Regions from separate parts of the Homo sapiens genome. Here region 2 is linked to region 1. The links are chromatin contacts, found by Hi-C in ENCODE. All regions are on one chromosome and are shown on one strand. Each heading gives the region's core, a stretch centred on a gene start or an enhancer-like site at or near the end of the contact. The rest is flanking DNA. Distances are from core to core; before and after follow the strand shown.

Evidence for each region. Hi-C counts contacts between places; a loop is a spot of excess contacts on that map. Pooled maps may share reads with other maps.
Region 2: a loop to region 1 is called in a map of PC-3, with 5 times the contacts of the local background. The contact joins the promoter of LINC01545 here to the promoter of SLC9A7 in region 1. A Hi-C loop is called at or near these places in 6 of 168 maps with a recorded cell type or tissue (CD4-positive, alpha-beta memory T cell, CD8-positive, alpha-beta T cell, PC-3 and 3 more), 3 of 37 single-sample maps with no recorded cell type and 18 of 50 pooled maps.

What each region holds. Positions count from the first base shown.
Region 1 is chrX:46,754,272-46,761,781 of GRCh38, reverse strand. It overlaps SLC9A7 (solute carrier family 9 member A7), which reads left to right and starts at 2,664. Exons shown (of 17, transcript NM_001257291.2): 1 at 2,664-3,077. The coding sequence starts at 2,753. RefSeq lists silencers at 2,383-2,732, 2,753-2,892.
Region 2 is chrX:46,895,452-46,902,961 of GRCh38, reverse strand. LINC01545 (long intergenic non-protein coding RNA 1545) reads left to right here and starts at 3,258. Exons shown (of 4, transcript NR_046101.1): 1 at 3,258-3,358.

The DNA.
Region 1 (7,510 bases), core at 1,415-3,914:
AATTCTGTTGTTTTTCCTCAGTTTATGTGGTACAATTTACTTTCCAGAGTCCTCAAATAGTTGCTGCATGCATTCTGTTCACATTTTATAGCTGTATTCAGTAGCAGGTAATGGGTTTAGTGTGATTATTCTGTGTTAACTGAAATCAGAACTCCTGTATTATATAGGTTAGTTTTCACACATAAATATGTAGAGATAATGGAGTGTTTTCTTTGGTGTGTATTTGTGAATGGTTGGGACTAGTCTTTTCATACTCTACCCAAGGGAACTACTTTACATAATAAATACTCTTCTGGTTATCTATTGCTGTGGAAGAAACCACCCTCAAACTTAGTAGCTTAAAATAACACCAATCATTTTATTATGCTACAGTTGCAGATGTTGGTTAGGTTCAGCGACATGGTTCTTGCTTGGGGCCTCTCATATGTCTACAGTAAGATGGTGGCTGGGAATGAATTGATTTGAAGACTCATTCATTCACATGTGTGGCATTTGGGCTGGGAACACTCAAAAAGTTGGGTCTCCTGTGGCATCTACCTCTATTGCTACATGGTCTCTCTACATGGTTTCTTCAGTATGTCAGCTTCCAGGTAGCTAGATTTCTTTGTCTGTTTGTTTGTTTTTTTGTTTTTGGAGGCAGGGTCTCACTCTGTCACTCAGGCTGGAGTGCAGTGGTGCAATCTTGGCTCACTGCAACCTCTGCCTCCCAGGTTCAAGTGATTCTCGTGCCACCACCTCCCAAGTAGCTGGGATTACAGGCACACACCACCACACCCGGCTAATTTTTGTATTTTTAGTGGAGACAGGGTTTTGCCATGTTGGTCAGGCTGGTCTTGAACTCCTGACCTCAGGTGATCCGCCCGCCTTGGCCTCCCAAAGTGCTGGGATTACAGGCGTGAGCCACCGTGCCCAGCCTAGCTAGAGTGGAAAGTGACAGAATGAAACAGGCAGGAGCTAGATTACCTTTTATGACCTAGCCTCACAAATCACATAATCTCCATTACCACATTATATTCTTTGAGGGAGTCACAAAGGTCCACTGAGGTTCAAGGGGAGGGAACATAGATGCCCCTTCTTGATGGGGGATGGTAAGGTTCTGGGATTGGAAATATGATTGTGGCCATCTTTTTAAAAAATACAATCCGCCACAAATACTAAGAAGTCTGTACTTTTAAGGTAGCTCCTGAGTTGCCCTTTTCTAAAGAGAGAAATTCTGTCCTTGAGTACTGGGCACCCAAAGGGGCATAATATTATGACCAACACAGTGCCCATCCAGGTTTTAAGTATTTGCAATTTTATTGGAAACCTGTGTGGAACTTCAAGGTATACGGATGTTTGCAGGGGCTGAGTGACTGCCTAGAGGAGTTGGGAAAGGGGCTAGCTAAAATGTAGATGAAGAGATTTCCCTGCTTTAAAGAAACCACTAAACAGCTTTGGCAGAGTGCTCACCTACAGGGGAACCAGGAAGGCTGCAGTACTCCAAAGAGTTTTCTTACCTAATGCTACCTCTACCCTATTATTTCATTTGGTTAAGCATCACCTTCTTCAATGAATCCTCTTAAAAATGCAAACTCCCCTGGGAGCGAAAACATGGGCAGTTTTGGTAGAGATTTCAGAGTGGTTCAATAAACACATGAGTACAGTGCTAAGCACTGGGAACTCAGTGATTAATCTGATCTTGTTTCTTCCTTGACCAGAGGAGCAAGGTGGATTGAAGATTCTAGTTTTCCTGAGAATTTGTTCCAAGAGGCTTCATCCTTCAGAGTCCACGCCATAATTTTGTTCAGAGCTGGGTTTGGTCTTAAGAGTCATTAAAAGACTCTCTGAGCTACCAGGTGAGCAACATAAAAGAAAGGGTCATCAGGGTAACCCCCACCCCCCACCACCACCTTAGGACCAGCTACTGCTCATCTACCAGGAATGGCAAGCGTTCAGTTCCTTCTGGTTCAACCCTATTCCCCAAGGGGATTAGTAGCACAGCGCAGACGAAGTCTATTCCCTCAAGTGAGGAAGGAGATACTTCAATGCCCTCCCCCGATTCCAACTCCTTATCAGTCCTCACATTTGAGTCTGATGAGAACAGAGGTTTGAATGAAACCTAGCAGATTCTGGGGCTGGAAGGGCAACCTGAGAGATGAGGAAAGAGAGGTGTAGGGGCTAACGTGGCTTCGGGGCTGCTCGGTTCACTGACAGCCCCCACTTTACTGGGCCCAGGGCGGCTGCACACTGGCCTGAGATTAAACACTTCGCCGTGGCGCCAGAGACGGGACTCGAGACCGCAAGGCTAGTCACTCCAAGCCGATGCTCCCGCTAGGCGCCGGCGACCTCTGGCGTCCCCTTTCGGAAGTGCGGCGGCGGCTGCCCATGAACTGGCCCCACGACCCCAGACTGCCTGGGCAGGTGCGCCAGGACGGGGTGAGAAGCGCAGAGAGGCAAGCAGCCGGCGGCCGGCCCGCAGACCCGAGGGCAACACCCGGCCCCGCCTGGGTGGCTCGGTTGGCCCGCGGGGCGGTGCGGCGTGGCGCGGCCGGGGGACGAACAGGTGCGCGGGCGGGGGGCGGTGCTTGGGGATCCTGCGCACTGCGCGCGCCCCTCCCCCGCGCGGCCCCGGGCGCAGCCCCGGCCCGGCGCGAGTAGGAGGAGGAGCTGCAGCGGCCACGGCCACTCCGGCAGGTCCGCGGTGCTGCCAGAACCCGCCGACGGCGCGGGCTGCTGGTCCCCGCTCGGAGGAGGCGCGGGGGGCCCCGGGACCATGGAGCCTGGTGACGCGGCGCGCCCTGGCTCGGGTCGGGCTACCGGGGCGCCGCCGCCGCGGCTGCTGCTGCTGCCGCTGCTGCTGGGTTGGGGGCTGCGAGTCGCGGCCGCGGCCTCGGCCTCCTCCTCTGGGGCGGCGGCGGAGGACAGCAGCGCCATGGAGGAGCTCGCTACTGAGAAGGAGGCGGAGGAGAGCCACCGGCAAGACAGCGTGAGCCTGCTCACCTTCATCCTGCTGCTCACGCTCACCATCCTCACCATCTGGCTCTTCAAGCACCGCCGGGTGCGCTTTCTGCACGAGACCGGGCTGGCCATGATCTATGGTGAGCACCCCTGTTACACCCCCCGCCCTCCACACCCCTCGGCCGCCGCGCTCCTCCTGGCGCCGCGCGGTGCTCCCCCTTCACTTGCCAACGTGTTCCGTTTCTTTTACGTTTCCCGCTGCGACGGTGTTGGTTCCCAAGGTCAACTGTCTGCATTTTCTGGCTCTCTGCTACCGTTAAAAACAATTCCACCCCTATTCCACGTTTCTGCATTGGGAACCCAGGAAAATGAAAGGGACAGAGGTGGTCCGGTTCCGTCTGCCCCGTTCGGTCTCTGTTGCAAACCTCTTACCCACCACCTCCCGCTCCAGTTGAGCTCGATAGGGTGTGTGTGCCTGCGTGGTGGCTGGAGGTGGGTGGCTTCCCAGGTGACTGCATCACCTCAGGGGACAGGCCACAGTAGGGAGTGGGGACGAAGTCTGAAAGTGTCTTTGCTTGGGTATGGGTTAGTGGGGCCTCTTGGACGCCACATCCATGGTCAGCCTGGGTGGGTACCCACTCCTGAGGTCCACATTCCCAGGTCTCTTAATGATAAAGTCAGAGCATGAAGTGTGGTGAAAGGTGAGCAGTGGTCCAGGACCCAGAGTGGGTGGCACCACCATGTCAGGCCTGGACGAGGAGACAGGCACGCCTCCTGCTCTTATGTCCCGAGTGGAAAGTTATACCCAGTTACTTGCTTTCTCAAACGAAGAGGAGCTTTTGTATTCCTAAGACGGTAACAGGGAGTGAGTTTGAGATACATTTCCGAATGTATGAAGGGGAAAAGTCGTGGTTTTAATTCCGGAGTCAGCCATCTTTTGTTGTTAGGGGTGGGCTGATGCTACCATCCTTTTCTAGATTTAATGGTACACAGTGTGTTACATGCACAGTGGTCAGTACAAATCTCCCTTTATTACATGGATGTCAGCCATAATCTGAGTCATCCCTCTTCCTCTTCTGTGCCCCCTGCCTCCCCCCTCGCCCTGCCCATGACTCCAAAGTGGAGTCAGGTATTCTCTTTTTGAATGTAATTCAGTGGTGTTAAAGCCCCTGAATTGGCATCCTCACACGAAATAGACGAGCCACTTCATGATTGTTCCCAACGGGGAAAATTTTATTTTATCACATATACTGAGGGATTTCTTTATTCAGTTTCCATCCAGGTGCCCTGATAGAGAATGGAAAGCAGAAACCTTAACCTTTAATGTGAAAATTACCCTTGGTTCTGGGCCTTGCTTCTCATGTTTCTTGATTAGTTGTTGACAGCCGGGGCTCATGGCCACCAGGCCCTCGCAGCCAAACCGTGTAAGGGGCAAGCGCTGTTAAGAGCCCTCCAGTTTTGATGAAGTAGTGACCTACACAGATCTTGAAACAGGACCAGGTCTAAAACCGAGTTTGGTGATTGCGAATTATAGGTCTCAACACAGACTTTGGCCTCCATCCCTGACCGTTGTTGAGCTCTGTGGTTTGTGTCAGTTGGTGATAAATGACTGATGCCAGGCCTGCAGGTAAGCTGGGAGGTTTCCTGAGAAGACAGACAGGGGGGAATTGAAGCACGTGGTCATTGCAGGTGATTGACTCCAAGCCATGATGCAAATGAAAATTGCCTTTATATAGATAACCGTGAAAATATTTTTATTTAATAGGCCCTAGACCCAGTTTCTTAAAGGACAATGTGAAATAGGAGGTAGATTTGTCAGATTCGTAAACACATGCTCAAGGGATGGAAAATAAATGGGGATTTGAAAATATATTTTCTGGAGAGTACTCCGTGTTCTGAGGAGTTCAATCACCTTTATCTTAAGGCTTAAAGACAACAGTGGAATTTTCCTTTGCTGATACGTACTTTTAAAACTCACCTCCATCTTTCAGCCATTTGGTTGTGCTACAGTGTACTGTTTTATTTTGTGAACAATCAAGTTACAAATCTAGTGTAACTGATGGCTGTTCAGAAAAGGCAATATCATCTCAGCATTCCTGTGTAATTTTGTTCTATATCTTTGAGTATTAGTGTTTCTTTAAATGTATAAAGAAATTTAGTTTGTCAATATGTGATGTCTCAGGTTATGCCAAATATTAATATTTTAAGGACTGTCTGTAATTGTGAGAAAACATTTCTTCTTTCTCTCAGGTATGTTTGGTCTTCTACTGCAAGGTCCCCCTAATCTGAATTCTAATGTCATGTGATTAGCTAATTATTCATAGTATACTGAAGACTATTGGGATGGGGATTTTAAACTGATCTTAAAATTCAGTTTGCAAATCTTTTAAAAAATTGTCTGCATTTAAGATGTACAACATGATGTTTTGATAAACACAATGAAATGATTACTACTGTCAAGCAAATCTTTGAACACAAGTAAATCCAGTAAAGATTTTTCAAGACTTCTCTTTTTTAATAGTAAAAAATAAAATTTGATTTCTCTATATCAATAGAGGAAGTGAGTAATTGTCCTCTTGGCTCTGAATAAGGAACGACAAAAAGACCTAAGGAAACATTTTTAAAGTATCCACTGTGTGCTGGGAACCCAACTTAATTTCTGGAGGCAAACAATTTAACTTTTAAATGTTTATGAATGAAAGAGTTCAACTGTGAATTTCAAAACTCTTTATTTTGAGAAAAAGTTTTAAAATGTAATTTCTGCCACCTTTTTGTGTTTAAGTGACACTTTAATCTGAGAAGAACAGCGTTTACATTTAAGATAAATTTATATATATATAAATTTATATATTTGTTGGTATAGTCGTAAAATATCTCTGGAAGGACATGCAATAGATGAGTAACATTGGTTTCCTTGGGGGAGAGGAACTAGATGGCTGTGAAATAGGAGTGGGAGGGAGAGGTCACCATATAACCTTGTATGCTTCTTGGTCTTGTAATAGCTTTTTTTTTTTTTTTTTTCCAAGACGGAGTCTCACTCTGTCGCCCAGGCTTGAATGCAGTAGCGCAATCTCGGCTCACTGCAAACTCCACCTCCCGGATTCAAGCAATTCTTCATCTCAGCCTCCTGAGTAGCTGGGATTACAGGCGCCCGCCACCATGCCCGGCTAAATTTTGTATTTTTAGTAGAGATTGGGTTTCACCATCTTGGCCAGGCTGGTCTTGAACTCCTGACCTCCACCCACCTCAGCCTCCCAAAGTGCTGGGATTACAGGTGTGAGCCACCGCACCCGGCTGTAATAGCATTTTAACGTGCTCCTCAAATCACTCAATTTGACGCCTACTTCTCCCTATTTAAATCACATTATGTTATCAATTTTCTTCATGACTTTTCAATTCTTAATTGTGCCCTTGGAGCTTTTCTGAGCCCTGTGTCTGGGATGGAGATAAAATGGGGAAAGGGGAAGAGATTTCTCTCTCTCTCTCCCTCCCTCCCTCCCTCTCTCACCCTCTCTTTCCCACTCGCTCTCTCCCTCTTTTTCCTTCCCTTTATTCCATTATCCTCAGAGAGTAGTCAATGTTACATTAGCAGTGATGTGCACAAATAGACCCCATAATAAGTGCTTGCTTGGATGCAGAGGACCTAAGGAAAATAAAAGACACACTGTGAATGCTTAACGTTTAAACAGAAAGGAACTCCCCCACCCACCAAAGGACACTTATAAGCATTCCTCCCTGACAGGCCAGGGCAGCTACAAGGGAAGGTAGCTACAGACCTAACTCCCCAGGAAGGTTGAAAGCAGCCCCCAGACCCCACCACTGGAGCTGCAAGGCAGCGGGGCCAGGCACTTGCCTGCCACCAGTCTAACCTGTTTTGTCAGGCCAGGGAGCTCCCAGCTGTCTGTCTCTGTTATGTGATTAAGTGCCATCCTAAAGTTACTGGGCCCTACATGTCTTTGCAGCAGAAATAGAAAGTGTTTAGGGCAGGGAAAGTTGGTATAAACAGACTGTGCCAGTTCATTGTGGTTCTCTCTCAGATGTACGGTAGTTCCACTTCCCCCATAATGTTTTTGTGACAACTGATATGGATCCAAAATAATCTGACTCTGCCATGCTAACCCACCACCTGCTTCTCGCTTCCTCCTCCTCCACCACCCCATCACCTTTCCAAAAATATGTTGATCAGCCCCTCTAGGTTCTATGGGTTGTGGGCTCACTGTTGCTGTGGTGGAGCTGGATTGCTAAGCACAGCCTGAGAGTGGGCTCATAGGCAGAGTCTGAAGGGGAAAAAGATGACTCTTTGCGGTAACATGAAATTAACATTTGAACCTGTAAGCAAACATTTTGGAACCATCTCCTTCCTGGTTAATCAGGAGTCCCCCCTTTTAAGAGCCCCTCACTTTGGCCCCAGTTGGGAGCAGCTTCTGTATGGTCTCACTTTGGTACCAGATAACCCTGGGTTCAAATGCTGGCCCTGTTGCTTATAAAACTGTATAGCATTGGATAAACTCTCTGAGCCTTAGCTTCCTCTTTTGGAAAATGGAGATTATGTTACCTCACAGAATTGCTGTGT
Region 2 (7,510 bases), core at 2,009-4,508, 140 kb before region 1:
GAAAAATTAATGAAATAATTAACAGATAAAGTTTTCAGTTTCAGTTGGAAAACACAAAGAATTTACACCTCCCGGGCTCAAGTGATTCTCGTGCCTCAGCCTCCTGAGTAGGGATTACAGGTGTGCGTCATCACACCTGGCTAATTTTTGTATTTTTAGTAGAGATGGAGTTTCACCATGTTGGCCAGGCTGCTCTCAAACTTCTGAGCTGAAGTGATCCACCTGCCTCAGCCTCCCAAATTGCTGAGATTACGGGCATGAGCCACCGCACCTGGCCTCTTTTTTTTTTCCCTTTTTTTTTCTTTTTTTCATTCATAAAATGAAACTGATAATGCTTGGACTTTGGTGGAAAGATACTTTCAGAAAGTATAGGGGATTATTTATCTGTCTTTGTTGAGCCACTGGTTGATGAAACTGGATGCAAGAGCTTTAAACTGCTGAAACACTCTGATAGTGTAACTCACCTAAAATGGGCTCAAGGAACCAAAAAAGAAAAGGCCAAAGAACTATAAAGAAGTAAAAGATCAATCTTGGCAAGACCTCCCTTCCTTTTTCTCCTTTCTCTCCAATCTCTTTCTTGCCCATCACGCCAAATTTCATATGATAAAAATCAATAACTGGCCCAATTTTCCTTAGACAAGTAAAATACCTACTTTCCATGAGTTACTTTGTCTGTGCACAGTAATACCTATGTAAATCCATACACAAATGCTCTGGAAGGATACAGACCAAACTGATAATTGTAGTTCCCAATGGGAGTGGGGATTGAAGAAGATTTTAGATTTATCTCCAATTTTTTCATGTAAAAAAAAAACAAAACCCTGTATTATTTGTGTAATTAACAATTAATAGCTGGGCACAGTGGCTCATGCCTGTAATCCCAGCACTTTGGGAGGCCGAGGTGGGCGGATCACAAGGTCAGGAGATCGAGACCATCCTGGTGGTTTCACCAACATGGTGAAACCCCGTCTCTACTAAAAATACAAAAATTAGCCGGGCGTGGTGGCGCGTGCCTGTAGTCCTAGCTACTTGGGAGGCTGAGGCAGGAGAGTCACTTGAACCAGGGAGGCGGAGGCTGCAGTGAGCAGAGATCATGCCACTGCACTCCAGCCTGGCAACAGAGCGAGACTCCATCTCAAAAAAAAAAATTAATAATGAAACAAAAACAATGTGTGCATTTGCCAAGACATGTGAGTCTGATATTGAACAGAATTTAAGATATGCTTTTTTCTCAATCAAAAATTATTTCACACTCTTGAAAACTAGTGACACCTAATATTTGCTCAGAATTTCACCACCATGACTCCGAAGAACATTTTCAGATAAAATTAGGAAAATTGCTGATTTTTCAAATAAAAAGCAATTGTAAACTCCAGCAACTTTATCTGTATTTATTGTTGAAGTGATAACATGTAAAAATGGTCTCCCTATGCACATAAGTAAATACAAAGCCACCTACAGTGAATCTTTATAGTCAATTTGATAAATTAATGAGCACTGGAAACCTCACTTGATTCTTCGCTACACAGTGATATCCAAAATAGTGCTGCTAGATAGAATCTGCAAAAAAATTGGAGAGGACTTTTAACTCATAGGACTTCACTTATGAAGTCTGTATTCATAGAAGGAGGCAAAAAAAATCAATATTTGTGGAACATCTACTGTGTTTCAAGTGTCTAACTTATGTTTTCTCATCTAATCCTTCCCAAGCCCTCAAGACAATAATCATTATTTCCCATTTTACAGGTAAGCAAACTAAGGCTCAGAGAGAAAATAACTTGTCCAACATTATTACTGGACAGTAGGCACACTTCAAAATAAAATGCTTTCTGCTCTTGTGTAGGTTCAAGTATTTCAAAGCACCTACCATTTCTAACTCAAGGGAGAGTGGATTCATTAAACATTTGTGACATGAGAAAATGATTTCTACAAATGAAATACACATCTGTTCTTTGAAATCCTTCTCAGGTGTTAACTTCAATTGAATTGAATAACTAACTTTTTAAATCAATGAACGGAAAACAGTTTAGTGGAATTAGGTAATAGCATACACCCAATGAGTGAGTTATAATCAGTATAGCTTCCTTTTACCAGATGGCTAATGACCTTCATAGACCAAATACATGTTACAACTGATGCCATGGATCCGTAATATTGACACTCTCTCCATAGAAGCCTATCTTAGCTTGTGATTTATTTTCACAAAGAACAAAATGTTCACTGATGGAAGTTAAAATCAAAATGAAACACCAAACATCACTGTAGTGGTCAGTTTTGTTTTTTGTTTTGTTTTGTTTTGAGACGGAGTCTTACTCTGTTGCCTAGGCTGGAGTATGGTGGTGTGATCTCGGCTCACTGCAACCTCCACTTGCTGGATTCAAGTGATTCTCCTGCCTCAGCCTCTCAAGTAGCTGGGATTACAGGCACTCACCACCACGTCTGGCTAATTTTTGTATTATTAGTAGAGACGAGGTTTCACCAGCCTTGAGGCCAGGCTGGTCTCGAACTCCTGGTCTCAAGTGACCCGCCCGCTTCAGCCTCCCAAAGTGCTGGGGTTATAGGCATGAGCCACTGTGCACCTGGCCTGTAATGGTCAGTTTTATGTGTTAACATAGCTAGGCTATAGTCCCTAGTTTATAACTGGCTAACATAAGCCAGTTATTCCATTAAAATCTAATCTAGGTGGTGCTGAGAGGTATTTTGTAGATGTGAATCAAGTCTATAATCAGTTGACTTTATGTAAACAAGATTATCCTAGATAATCTGGTGGGCCTGAATCAATCAGTTAAAGGCCTTAATAGCAGAATGGAGGCTTTCCTGAAGAAGAAATTCTGCCCATAGACAGCAGCATTGGCTTGTGCTCGAGAACTCCTGCCTGTCCTTTCTGATGGCCTGCTCTAAGGATTTCAGATTTCAGGCTTGCCTAGCTAGCCACCACAATCACATAAGCCAGTTCATCTATATCTATACCTATATCTATATCTATATCTACATGTGTCTCCTAATGGTTCTGTTTCTCTGTTAGAATCCTGACTGATACAATCACTATCTTTATTTTATATATAAATCCATAACTTATATGCACTTAAGAAAAAAAAACTAATTTTCCCTGGATTTCATATTCTTTCTTTGGATTGGATTTTTCTCCATCAGAAATTTCAAAAGGGATTAAGAAAGTGTCTGACTCCAGAGAATGCTCAGCTTCAGAGACTATCCATAATTTTCTTTCTTTCTTTTCTTTCTTTTTTTTAGATGAAGTCTTGCTCTGTCGCCCAGACTAGAGTGCGGTGGTGCGATCTCAGCTCACTGCAACCTCTGCCTCCTGGATTCAAGCAATTCTCCTGCCTCAGCCTCCCAGGTGCACGCCACCATGCCTGGCTAATTTTTGTAGAGACAGGGTTTTGCCATGTTGGCCAGGCTGGTCTTGAACTCCTGACCTCAAGTGATCTGCCCGCCTTGGCCTCCCAAAGTACTGGGATTACAAGCATGAGCCACCATGCCCGACCCATAATTTTCCATATTAGAAGTAAACTGCCCCATGTGTGGCTTAGGAGAGAGTTGTTCCTCTTGGGAACCATCATCTAAGTGAATTCTCAGAAGCCTCTGTATTTAGCTTCCTGAAGATAGACGCACCAGGGCCATAGGAGACAAAAGCCCATGAAAACTGCTCCAGGCCTTCCTCTATGCTCTATCCAAGTCCATTCATAAATCCTATGTGTCTGTTGAGGTGCAAGAACCAGTTTTCAAAAAATTTGTGTACATTTAAGGGGTAAAAGTGCAGTTTTGTTACGTGGATATAATGCATAGTTGTAACGTCCAGGCTTTTAGCATAACCATCACCTGAATAATATACATTGTACCCATTAAGTAATTTCTTATTCCTCACCACCCTCCCATCCTTCTGAGTTGCCAATGTCTATTATTCTATAGTAGAACCAGTTTGTTTGTTTGTTTTTTAATCATAACATCAATAATTTTCCTTAATTCCTTCAGAAATTTCTTGGGAATACTTTACTTGTCTGGGAGACATTACCCAAATGATTTCATTCCACTGTTTCATTTTTGTTTTTGAGACAGGGTCGCCTAGGCTGGAGTGCAGTGGTGTGATCATAGCTTACTGTAACCTTGAACTCCTGGGCTCAAGTGATCTTCCTGCCTCAGCCTCCCAAGTAGCTAGGACTATAGGTACATGCCATTATGCCCAGCTAATTAAATTTTTTTTTTTTTTTTTTTTTTTTTGTAGAGACAGGATCTTGCCGTCTTGTCCAAGCTGGTCTCAAACTCCTGGTCTCAGCTAATCCTCTCACCTCGACCTCCCAAATCATCCCACTTTTTATCCCCCTGAAGAAATTTTGGGGTTACTTTTAGAAATGTTCTTAAATCTTTTCTCTCCCTTTTTTTAACTGCTATTTTTTTATTCATCTATTTATTTAAAACTGATCTTCCAGAAATGATTTAATGTGGCCTGTGATGATACAATTAAATACAGCACAAAGATAAAAACTAAAATTGGCAGGAAAAAAGAGAAAGTAAAGAAGGAAAATAAAAAAGAGTAGGAGAGAAAAGGAGAAAGTGAAAAAGAAAAAAGGAAACAGATTAAAAATGAATAGTAGTCTATAAAATGTATGTGGCTCAAAAATTGGAAAAAAATAAGAAAAAATATATACTTCAAAATGTCCATGAGATAAAACCAAACCAACTAAGAGAATAACAACTATTTTTGGTGTGAAGACAGGAATTCCCCCAGAGATTTACTACAATATTCCCATTCTGTTGCTTTTTAAAAAGAGTAAACAAAGCATTGCTTCTAACCCCAGGTACCATGGTGAGGTTTAAAAAAAGACATCTTTAGGTAGCAACTGATTCCAGTTACATATTTTATTCTTACTTCTCCTAACTTTGGAAAGAATTTATCTGAAACTGCACACAAATTATGAAATCTTCATATTCCTTACTTAGTGCTTGACTCAAGAACCTATTTTGTCCAGTGGAGATAGTCAGGTATGGGGTATCAGAGACCAAGGAGTACTTAGAGAGAATCCTCCTAAAGTGACCTTGTGCGGGCATCAAACATCAAAGCTCAAACAGGATAAGGGGGTATCCACACGTGGTGGTGGTGGTGGAGGGGGATGCTCCCCAGCTTAGGGCATTGGAGTTTGAGCCAGTTGAAGAGTTCCTCCCACCTATCTATAGTGTTTCTTTTTTTGTTTGTTTTTGTTTTGTTTTGTTTTGTTTAGGAGCAGAGGTTTAATAGGCAGAAGAGAAGAGAAAGAGAAACAGCTCTCTCTATATATAGAGAGAGGGGTCTCCGAACAGAAAGGACCAGCAGGCGGCCCATGTGCCAGATTTTATAGTCAGGTTTGAGGAGGGGTGTCTGATTTACATGGGGCTCACAGATTGGTTTGATCAGGTATGACGTTTACATGGACTATGACATTCCCTGGTCTTGCCAAACAAGATTACTTCCCTGAACTGTAAAGCTTCCCACACATTGCATACAGAGAGGATAAGAGATATGGCGGTCGCAGACAGGAAAGGAGGAAATTACAAAAGGAAAGTTGGAGATCCTGTTGCCGACACCCCATCGAGGCAATTGGAGGCTGGGGCCAGTCCAGAAGCCTTTGGATAACACTGGGAGCTAGCCCTGGTCAGAAATCCTCAGCTGCCTCAGGACTTCTTCCAGCCCCACCTGATGGCTAAGTCTTCCGTGAAAGGAAGCTGGTTCAAACATGGCCAATATGCCCAGCAACCCATGGGTGCCGGGAGATTCTCCATGTTCTCCCTAGTAAGCCTGTCCCCCAAGTCTTTTAAGGCTGGCAGCCACACTAATCGTTTTTAAATGGCTGAAGGGGGCCCAGTATTTGGTTTGATTTGGTTCTAAAATGGAAGCCAAGAGCCTCGAAATGAAAGGACAGAGTTGGAGTCCCCTCATCTATTCATCGTTTCGGTGAATGTTGCACCTTGGTATCTCGGATGAGGTCCCCATTATGAAGTGACTACGTTGTCTGGGGTATATACCCTGGGGTTCATTGTCACGCGACAGGAAAATTTAGGACACGGACACACACAAGGAGTTTAGGAGTGGAGGTTTAATAGGCAGAAGACAAGAGAAAGAGAAACAGCTCTCTGTCTATAGAAAGAGAGGTCTCCGAGCGGAAAGGACCCTATGGTGTATTTTAAACTAAACAGATAATGCATGCTTCGTGTGGCAAATACTGATAGTTGCTTACCCAATAGCCACTCTTTTCACCTTTACTTTCAGAACTTCAATTTTTCAGCAAAACAATGTGCCTAGTAAAAATAATTCCTCAGACTCCCTTGAAGCCAGAATGGACATGTGATCCAGCTCTGGCAAATGAGATCTAAGCAGAAGTCTACTGCATGAGGCTTCTGGGAAAGTTATTGTTTTCCTGATGAAAGGGGACAGACTTAGCTGGCCTTTTGCCACTCTCTTTATTCTTTCTGCCTAGAATGCAGTCACAATACTTAAGAGGTATGAGAGCTATCTTACCAGCAAATAGAAAAAACTACATGATTAGGATGGCCAGGAAGGAAGACAGAAAGAGCCCAGGACCTTTCTATCGCACTAACCCACTTTCTAACCCACTGTGGGTTGCCTCCCTCAAGCCTTTGTGTTACATGAGAACCAGGTATGAGAGCTATCTTACCAGCAAATAGAAAAAACTACATGATTAGGATGGCCAGGAAGGAAGACAGAGCCCAGGACCTTTCTATCCCACTAACCCACTTTCTAACCCACTGTGGGTTGCCTCCCTCAAGCCTTTGTGTTACATGAGAACCAGCATGTTATTCCTTTTTTGGTAACCTGCTAACGGTTCTCTTCACCCTCCTACCCCCATCCTACAGTGTTCAGCTCATTTCAATAAGTTACTGATTTAGTGGTATTAATGTACTAGAACCTCCTCGAACATATTCATATTTGCATTCATCCTACCAGCTTCTGCCTCAGGCAGTATTTGGCTGCCTAAGGCCAAGATGGGGCAGATATAGAAGTCTTGGTGTTGTCCACAGTGGGTTTTGTGTCATTTTGGAAAAAATAAGACATAAGAGAAGTAATACTTCAATGTTTTATATGATTAAGGGGAAGGAGAACTAACACTAGGGCTGGTGCTTTTACTTATAGAATGCTCAAAATAACTGCAAAGCATGCATCACTCTCTTTTTGCAGAGGAGGAAACTAAAGACATTACATAGCTGATGAAGATCTAGGCAGGTAGTATGTAGCAGAATATAAGTCAAACTCAGGTCTGATGGTTCTCAAATCCACACTTGTTCTTTGCAACTCTGACACAACTAGCCAAAATGATCATGGGTCAGTGGCTTCCTGGAGGAGATAGAACTTGGACTAGTCCTGAAGGATGGGCAAAATTTGAAGCTTCGAGGTAGGGAGTAGAAAAAGGGATTGCAGGTATGGAAAGGAACATAAGCAAAGACCAGCTTTCATTGATCATGCCCCATTCAATAGTCAGGAGATGAAATCACTAAAGCA